Regions from separate parts of the Homo sapiens genome. Here region 1 is linked to region 2. The links are chromatin loops, found by intact Hi-C in ENCODE. Cell type or tissue: PC-3. All regions are shown on one strand.

Region 1 (5,000 bases), 59 kb after region 2:
CTCTTTTCTCAGGTGTAAGAGTGAGAGTTTGTCTAGAACAGTGCTTCTGTAAGTGCGTATGTGTGTTCTGTAACACCAGTCCTGAATATGTCATTCAAAAATATGTTCTGAGATTATATTCATTTCAGAATTGCTATATATCACCTCCTTGAATATTAGAAAGTTGAAGGCTCTGACAAGTCCTGAAATTAATAAACTGTTTTTCTTGACCTAATAGATTTTTTAAAGGCAGAGGTAGCATATTGGTAGTTCCCTAGAGAACCTAATGAGGAAATCACTAGTTGAACTTTCTGAGGAGCTTGGCTGCCATTGCAAATCTCTGTAGCTCTAATGCCAGCTACTGTAGGTACAGAGGTGAATAGGGTAAGATTTCTGCTTTTCAGGCATATAGAATCAAATGTGGGGGAGAGACACAAATAAATGTGATATAGTGGCAATTGTAGATTTAAGGTCTGTTCAAATAATAATGGACTTGAGGACTGAGAAGCAAGTAAATCTGCCCAGAGTGGGGGCAGAGGATGAGGAAGGGAAGGCTCCACAGGGATGTTGCAATAGAGAAGGTGGGAAAGGATATTCCAGGCAGAAGGAACAAGGCATAAAATCCAAAGGTGTGTTCTAGGCCTGGGAAATAATTCTGTGGTTATGGAGCCTAGAAGTGGAGGCTGCCTAGGAAGAAAGGGGAGGGACAAAATTCTGGAAAGTGGGTGGAGGACTTGTTTGCTGTGTGCTGTAAATGCTACTTTAAGGAATCTGAACTTTATCTTGTAGGTAAAAGGAAAATATCCTTAGATTGGGTTTTCATCATTATCATTACCTAATCAATAAGTATTTCTCAAAAAGAATTTTAAAGTGCTAAGGCAGAGAGGAACTGGGAGAAACTGCCAGGGAAATTAATTCTCATTCTATTGACACAGCTCAAGTAAGAAATGATAAAGGACTGAATAATGAAATGCAAAAGGATGAGATGGAAGAAATAGTTTTGACAGTAATTTAGGAGCTACACAGACCAGTAAGAGTGATTGGATGGAAAGAAAGAGAAATACAAAATATCTGTACAAATTCAGCCTGGGAGAGTGTTGTGTGATTATAACATTAATAGGAATAGGAATTTCCAGGAGTGAACTGTTTCATATAGGTTTTGAATTAGACTAGGGGTTCTATTACACAGTCATTCTCCTGTACAAACACATCCATTGATTTTTGTGTTACAGAGTTCAAGAGTGATTCAACTAAAGACTACACAGTATTCTTTTTAAGGATGTTCAGCATCCACCAAAATATCTATTTCAAACTAAAATTTGGTAGTATTCAATACATTCTTTTCAACAAAGCAGCATTTAAATCTGTAATTTTTTTTTAATTTTAGCCTCTGATAAATAATCATTTCTGGGACTATGAATCAATTTTGGTTTTCATTCAATCTGAAATTATTCTTTCAGCCTTGGATTATTCTATATACAAAATATCTCAATAGAAGGTTGTGAAACTATCCATTTTCTAGTAGGAAAGAGAACACAAACAATTTTAGTGATGATTTATATATTAAGCCATTATTTTTGGAATTAATCCTAAATTTGGCCTTTAACGCTATATATTATTGTTGATAATGCATTAAAATATATTGTATTTGTAGTCAGGGAGTAGAATTGTTTCAAAAACATTGTATGCCAGTGAAAATTAGAAATAATATTTTTCTTTTGTAAGGAGTTCATGCTTGCTTATCGTGTAAAACTTAGCAAAGATTCTAAAGAATAATTTTCTCAACAACCTTTTAAAGTAGAGGGTTCTTTTATTTAGGGGGAGAAGAACTCCCTTTGAGAGGCAGGATGTGGAAACTAACATGACCCAGGCTGTTTACACAAAGCAGTCCACACCTCCCTGATGATGTCGGAGCATTTTGCCTTTACCTGAGACAGCTGCCTTCTATTAGCACTAGAAACAAATAGTAAAATCTATGGTCACTGATCCATGACCACCTTCCCATTTTGAATTTTTTTGTCCGGGAGGACCTGGAATCCAGAAACTGAGTTGGTGGAGAACAGCTGTTGCTAGATACAATTTATCAGAGGAAGGAAATTACAGTGTCCACCTTAAAAACAAACCAAGCTATCAGAATGACTACGCATTATAAAATGAAAACAATGTTGCAGTCAGTGCCACTTTATGATTTCTTTCCCTTTGTATCATAAAGAAATAAAGATAAAAAGCAAATGGTCTTATCATGATAGGCAAGGCTGCCTCTCCCTCTGCAATTTCTGTGGTGTATTTACGGCAGCTCTGGAATTCTTTTGAAATAAATTTAGATGTTTTGGAGGGCAGATACATGTAATGGTTATTTTACTATTCTAGGTTTAATGATAACAGGTTGCTATGTCTAAGCTTTGATATTTTGCAGATTTCTAAATGCATTTTATTGCATTTAGAAGGAATTTTGTAGTATTGAGAAAATGCAATGCAAAAATGAGTAGAGATACAATGTCCATTTAACTCAGAACAAAACAACCTTATTTCCCCATAGTTGAAATGGAGGGCGGGGAAGTCAGGCAGTGGTTTCTGAAAGCCAAGAACTTAGTAGCACTGTGCCATTCTCTTGCCTGATCCAGTGCCATTCCCTTCACTTGATATCTGTTTACTTTAGAGGAGGCAGTTTTTGAGAAAGGATCATAAATATCCTGGCCCAGTGCCCCAGGAGCTATGACAAGCAAAGGAACATACTTGCCTGGAGATAGCCTTTGCGATATTTAAATGTGTGAGTTAATAGCCTTTGAGATATTTAAATGTGTGGGTTAATAGCCTTTGCGATATTTAAATGTGTGGGTTAATTTTTTTATCCAGTTTAATAACTTTTTATTCCTCCCTCTACTTCTTTGCTTTCTCTTTCTGCTCTGAAGCCGTGGATACAGAAATCTCTGCAGGCAAGTTGCTCCAGAGCATATTGCAGGACAAGCCTGTAACGAATAGTTAAATTCACGGCATCTGGATTCCTAATCCTTTTCCGAAATGGCAGGTGTGAGTGCCTGTATAAAATATTCTATGTTTACCTTCAACTTCTTGTTCTGGGTAAGTGTTTTCCTTTTAATTATCAATTTTATGCAAGAAAGGGGATCTTGATATAAATATCATAAACAAGAACAGACTGTACACTAGAGAAATAAGAGAAGGGGGAAAATGTATTTTCCATGTACTTGTTTGGATTTGTTTGTTCTTTCTTTGGTTATTTCAGTAATTGAAAATGAGCCAAGGACTCAAAAAAGTGCACTTCAGAATGTGAGGATAAACATTTCATAAATGTTTTCATATTGCTGCAAAAAAAAATCACAGAGGAACACAAATGCCCCTTAATTAAAGGACAATTTTCCTTAGTTGTATATCAAGCAGGCCTCCCTAATTTAAGGACTCTGTGGTAAAAACATGGTCTGATTCCATCCGGAGCCCGGGTCCTGATTCCCGCCCTTCACTTCTGGGTTTGAACAGGTGAATCGCAGGGTGTGGGACAATAAAGATCATTTTCAGAGCCTCAAAGACAAAAAAAATGGGTCATGAAAAACTTGAGGGGGAAATGATAAAATTCCTAAATCATAAGAAAATCAAACTAAGACCGTGGATATATATATGTATTGGCATTTTAAAGTCAGTATTTTGATGTGTCATCACCCTACCTTTTAATTGACAGGATTTGTATTTTAGCAATTTGTTATGTTTCTCTTGAAAGTCCATTGACATAGACATAACCAACAAATTGATAACTGATATCTATCAATAGATAATGGAAAAACAAGGTATGAAAAGAGCAGGCTGGGATGTTGGGACATTGACCTTATCATTTTTAGCATATATGGTACAATTAAAGATTGTTTAAATGTCAATCAGTGGAAATAGCACAAAGTATTTAAATGAAAAAAGTATTTTGTATACTGGATTAAAAGCTACCTTATCCACTCCAAGGATGAAAGAACTCTGGTTTTGTTTTTGTACCTGATCTTTAGTAAACAGACATCTCATACCTATGTGTTGCTATATTTCTGTTCTATTAAAATAATGATGAACTTAATTAAACTTAACTACATGAATACAGCTTTATTGTATAGACTGATTTTCCATTCAATGATCAGTAGTGCTAATGAGTACAAATGGATATATTGGTGACTTTTAAATAAGTAAGTAAATATTTAAAAAAGTAAAATAAAGAAGGCAAAAAAAATGGGCTGCTGTTTTTAGGTTAAAAAAATGGGCTGCTTTTGCAAATATTTAATGTAGCTCATGCTACATATATGCCAGTTTTTTAGTTAGTTCTGATACATTTCTTCCCTTGAGATACTTAAATTGATTAAACATTGGGAGCAGGTTATACAAAAAAAGAAAGACCTGTATTCTTTGGTTTTGTTTTGTTTCTAGTTTTTTTTTTGTTTGTTTTTTTTTTTTTTTTTTGGAGAACTTTGAATATTCACTAAAGAAGATAGGATAGGTAATCAACTCCATTGGCCAGCCCAGGTGGCCACAGAAAGATGGCCAATCTTTCTCCATTTTTACTGTATTCACTTCCCCCACCCCATATTATTTTGAAGCACATCTCAGATATATAATTTTGTCTGTAAGCATTTTAGTATATATCTCTGAAACATAATAATTCTTGAAAAAATGTAACCACAACCAGGCGCAGTGGCTCACGCCTGTAATCCCAGCACTTTGGGAGACCGAGATGGGTGGATCACAAGGTCAGGAGTTTGAGACCAGCCTGGCCAGCATGGTGAAACCCTGCCTCTACTAAAAATATGAAAAATTAGCCGGGCATGGTGGCACGCCCCTGTAGTCCCAGCTACTTGGGAGGCTGAGGCAGGAGAATTGCTTGAACCTGGCAGGGGGAGGTTGCAGTGAGCCGAGCTCGCACCACTGCACTCCAGCCTGGGCGACAGAGTGAGATTCCATCTCAGAAAAAAAAAAATGTTACCACAATATCATTATTACACTTTAAAAATTTAATAAGAATTTTTTAAATCAAT
Region 2 (5,000 bases):
TGTTCACACATAAATACAACTTATCAGTTCTGACTCTGTTTATGATATGAAAAACCAACATTTTAAATGAATTTTGTTTGTTTAATTCAGCCCTTTTCCTCCCTGCCATTAGGATTGGGGACCTTTGGATTATGTCGTTGATCAAGAAATATTCCTGGTTCTCATGTCTCTCTCTTTTTGCAGGGACTAGGGTGAGAAAAATGTAAAGAAGGGGGAATAGAACTTAAATTTATTGAGCACTTATCCTATCTCCAGTACTGTGCATTGTTCTTTACGTAGGTTTTCTCATTTCATTTTCATCAGAATGTTAGGAAATCGGCATATTTTCATCTAGCTGATAAGGACACTGAAGTTGGAAGTGTGAAGCTGCTTACCTAAGGCCATGTGGTCAGGGAATGATCCAGGATGGGACACAGACTCTCTCGCCCCAAAGCACAAGTTCTTTCACTCTATCCAGCTTCCACATGCTTTTCCTTCCTCTATTCAGGCTGCAGAGATAACAGTGATAATTGGGTTTAATACCTTAATTGTGGAAGCAGATATATAATTGATCTAAAGGCTTAATCTTCAATTGGAAATTGGTCCAAATGTTACTTCATCATTTTAAGCTGTGGGACAGTCATAAAAGATGAAATAAAAGGAGAGATGTTAGGGCTCATAGCTCAGGTTGCTATCACAAATAAAATCTCTACACCCTCGGGCTCTTCTCTGTTAAGAGGGTTTCTAAAGAGTATTTGGCCAAAGTATGGGAGGACTTAATATTCCCATTTCACACCCTAACTTAATCCATTAGTATCCAAACAATGTTAGCGGTTATACTTTGGGATATTGAGTGGGAGAGAACTGGCTGAGGCTCTAAGGAAACTTTCTATGGTTTAGGGAGCCATTAGGAAAAAGCTTCTTATTCTTGTAAAAATTTCTCAAACTTTCAGGGCTGGGTTCCTGTGGCTGGCTGATAGTCAGCCTCAGTTAGATTCTTGCCAAATTGAGCATCAACAGCTCATTTGGCTTGGAAGAAAAAGAAATGAGAAACAACTGACATTTGTATACTTGAAATTATGAGCTGTTTCTCTAACAAAGAGACCAAACACTTTGGGCTTGTTTTCCAGTAAACATACACACTGAACAATCTGGCCGGCTAGCAGCTGGCTGTGCATATGTAGGGCATATGTGAACACATATGGATGCATAAAACTCACATATGTTCACTTAAAAGGACACTGTCAAGTCATTTTATGGCTTTTTTTTTTTTGTTCTCTGGGCTCTATTGTTTATAAAATCTTCTTAGAAGCTTAAAAATACAATTTCTTTCCCTACTGATTTTTTGTTCTTTCTTTCTTTTTTAAAGCAAGTATTTGGAATGGCAATCAAATAAATGGAACTGGTTCTATTTAATACCTAATCCTACTTAAGCATACACAGCAAAGTACATTGTCCGATCAGAAGTAAAACACTATGAAAGAGACAATTCCTTATGAAGAGAAAAATAGGCACATTCTGTCTTCAGAGGAGACATTTCAAATTAAATAGTACTTACAAGATTATTTTCTGGCATTCCAATGCTTTTAGTGTGTGTTAGATATTTCATATGGATATTAGTGACTATAATAAATCATATTTTCTACTTTCTAAAATATATTTTAGCAATATTCTTCTAGCTTCTTTATTAAGTAGAGGTCTTTTAAAAAAATCTCTGCTTTGGGCAAATGCTGTGAAGAATCAAATCAAAATAGCCCAACAACCTGAAAAGATGCTAAAAAAAAATCACAAACAGTCAGAAAAACAAAAAGTAAATAATAATAAGTTATCATTTTACACCCATCAAGCTGAGAAAAAGTAAAAAGCAAAACTGTACATAGCAAGTGAAGATGTGAGGGAAGGAGTACTTTCATACGTTGCTGGGGAAATGGGAATTTTAAGCAGCTTTTTGAAAGTAAATTTGGCAACATTTCATAAATTAAAAAAATATATACTTATGTCCGTACCAGTGCATAAGGATATAGACAACAGCAGCATTATTTAATGTGGCAAAAGTAAAACCAAGTGAATGCCCTTCAATAGGGACTGTTGGTGAATAAATTAAGGCATATTTATACCATAGAATATAATATAGCCACTCAAAAGAGCAAAATGGAGCAATACCAGTTGACTTTGAAGAATTACCACCTGGTATTGTTGAGATAGAAAAGTAACATGTATAGAAGAACATGTGAGTCTACATTATGAATCAATGACCAAAACAACTTTTGTATGTATTCATTTGTCTCTCTATAGTCTATCTATCCATTTGTATAAGGTTATATGATGGAAAAAATATGAACAGATACATACCAGGTTGTTAAGGTGGGTTTTCTGGAAGGGGTTGGGGGAATTGTGGTGATGGTAGGTGAGGAAGCTAAACAAAAAGGGAAGAATCTAATATAGGCAAAATCCAGTAAGAAATGGTCATATTTATGCAAAATTCTGTGTGTGTACATTCAAAGGAATACTTGAAATAATAAGAGATCATTAAAATAAAGACATTCTCATCTTCTACCAGAATCTCCATGGATAACAATAAAGGAGGATGTGACAGTTCCGACAAACTCAAATAATCCTGGAAAAAACTGAACTTGAGGGTTGGCTGAAGGTTTATATGAATTTCCCATGGAAGAACAAGATAAGCAGGTTGCATTCAATCATTTCAGGGTACTGGTGCCACCAAGTGGTGTCTGGAGCAATTGTTGGTGGCATTTTATTACCCCACTAGTGACAGAACCTCTTGGCTTACCTATGCCTTCCATGGTAGTAAACAGAATGGGGATGTTTACTACCCCCCGTGGAGTTCTCCGTGGAGTGAAGCACACACCTGTGATCCTGGCACTCAGATGAACAGGAAGTATGAAAAAAATGAGTATGAAGCAAACAGCTTTGGCCCTGGAATCTGATCTCACCTTGGTTTCTCCTGCTGGCAATTGCTCTACCATGCCTGACCTTTACCTATCAAGTCCCTTGAGATGTGTTCAAAAGTTTATAACTACTTGGACCAGTGTCACAACTTGTATATCTTCTTTAACTGCTTTAACTGTGATTTTAGATAATGTCTCATATAGGTTTTCTCTTTTTATTGCTGCCATCGTGGCTTGGCCTTTCCTTATGTCTTCACTGGTGTCATAAAAATGTTCATGGGCTTTCCTAGCCTCAGTCTCTCTCTGCTCCAATCGAGCCATAACCCACTTCTATGCTAAGCTTCCTGAAGTTCTGGTCATTTAACAACACTACTGAAAAGCCTTCAGCTGTTTCTCTGTAACTACTAGCAGAGTGTGACCTCAGAACTCAGCACAGACTTTTAACAGGGTGACTCTAATGTCTCAATTTGCCCAGTATAGCCCCAGTTTCCTTCTATTGTCCCACTGTAATCATTATGGCTTTCTTCATTTTCAACATTGTCCTAGTTTAGATATTACATTTTATGGATACCTGAGCTTTTATCTACTTAGTTCTCCTTCCTCTAATATATTAGAGATATGCAGGCATTATGTGATTTGGTGGGCACCTGGTGTTGATGAGTCCACAGCTCCAGGCCTCTACAGGTCAACTAGTTGTATGCATATATAAGTAGGCTAACAGAAGAAAGTGTAAAGTTTGTGGTGGATAGAGAAATTGGACTCAGAGAGGGCTCATATCTGAATTAGAACATCTCTGTGTGTGTGTGTGTGTGTGTGTGTGTGTGTGTGTGCTTTGAACATTCACAAACTAAATATAAATTATTTGGGATTTATCACCCTATTTAAAATTTATTTTCTTCTGTAATTTATATAAAGGCAGTTTTTGAATTTTAGTAAGAAAATCTGCCTTTACATTTTTAACTAATTTATTTTTAATTTGTATGGACACATTATAGTTGTACATGTTTTGAAACATATGTGACACTTTGATGCAAGCATACAATGTATAATCATCAAATATGGGTAGTCGGGATACCCATCACCTCAAACACTTATCATTACTTTGTGTTGGGAACATTCCAATTCTACTCTTCTAGTTATTTTGAAATATACAATGAACTATTGTCAGCTAAAGTCGCCCTAAGTGTTTGTGCTACCAAATACTAGATCATATTCCTTCTTTCTAACTGTATTTTTGTACCCATTAAGCAACCTCTCTTTATCCCTTCCTCTCCACTATTCTTCCCAGCCTATTTTTTGGCTCCCACATATGAGTAAGAACATATGCCATTTGCCTTTGTGTCTTTGGCTTATTTCACTTAACATAATGTCTTCCAGTTCCATTAATGTTGTTGCAAATGACTGTATTTCATTCTTTTTATGGTGAAATAATATTCCATTGTGTATATATACCACATTTTCTTTATCTGTTTATCTGTTAATGAGCACTTAGGCTGATTCCATATCTTGGCTATTGTGAATAGTGCTACAACTTTTGTATTTTTTATGTAGCTCTTTTAGTGGATAAGAAGAGCACTATTTGGGACCTAATGAATATCACACTCATAATTCATTACCAAATGAGAAAAATATTCAACTAAGTAATAATACAGTCATGCTAAAAATTTTGAGGAGTTTAGAAACATACTGTGTACTTTTTTGGCACAAAAGGTCATATGCCTTATTTATCCAACGATTAGTGCATTGCTTGGTGCATAAATACAGTTGAGTAGAATTTGAAGCAGACTGCAAGTTTATAGAACTGAAATTTGGTTACTGCATTCTGGTTTAAGTATTTCCTATGTCTGCTACATTGTGGTGTTAACAATCTGTTAATGGTTGAATGCATACTATTTAGGGAATGCTTTGTCCTTAGCTCACCATCAGTAGGAATGCACTGTGAGTTTTTCCTAGAGTTGAAAAGAATTCGAGCTCAGCCACCCGTTTTCTCTTATTCAGTTCTTTTTTTTAACCACTTAAATATATTTTCAAGACAGCCAGAGTCTGTGTTCTTGAAAAAGATTTTGTGTAAGAACTAGTTGACCTGTAGAAGCCTGGAGCTGTGGCCTCATT

What was found. A loop is a pair of places that touch in the nucleus more often than their neighbours do. Peaks named below come from ENCODE experiments on the same cell type or tissue, not always from the same donor. Only the 100,000 strongest peaks of a DNase experiment are listed, where the experiment ranks them.
Region 1: a loop joins it to region 2, with 4 times the contacts of the local background. A loop is called at or near these places in 3 of 110 quality-filtered maps.

What each region holds. Positions count from the first base shown.
Region 1 is chr12:71,155,679-71,160,678 of GRCh38, reverse strand. TSPAN8 (tetraspanin 8) reads left to right here and starts at 2,680. Exons shown (of 9, transcript NM_004616.3): 1 at 2,680-2,749; 2 at 2,892-3,060. The coding sequence starts at 3,001. In PC-3, no CTCF peak of the experiment used is centred here; a DNase peak (open chromatin) is centred at 2,638; H3K4me3 peaks cover 1,555 bases; H3K27ac peaks cover 2,987 bases.
Region 2 is chr12:71,214,881-71,219,880 of GRCh38, reverse strand. It overlaps LOC105369831 (a long non-coding RNA gene), which reads right to left and starts at 3,047. Exons shown (of 3, transcript XR_945081.2): 1 at 2,771-3,047; 2 at 375-488. In PC-3, a CTCF peak has its summit at 2,698 (motif pointing left); a DNase peak (open chromatin) is centred at 2,690.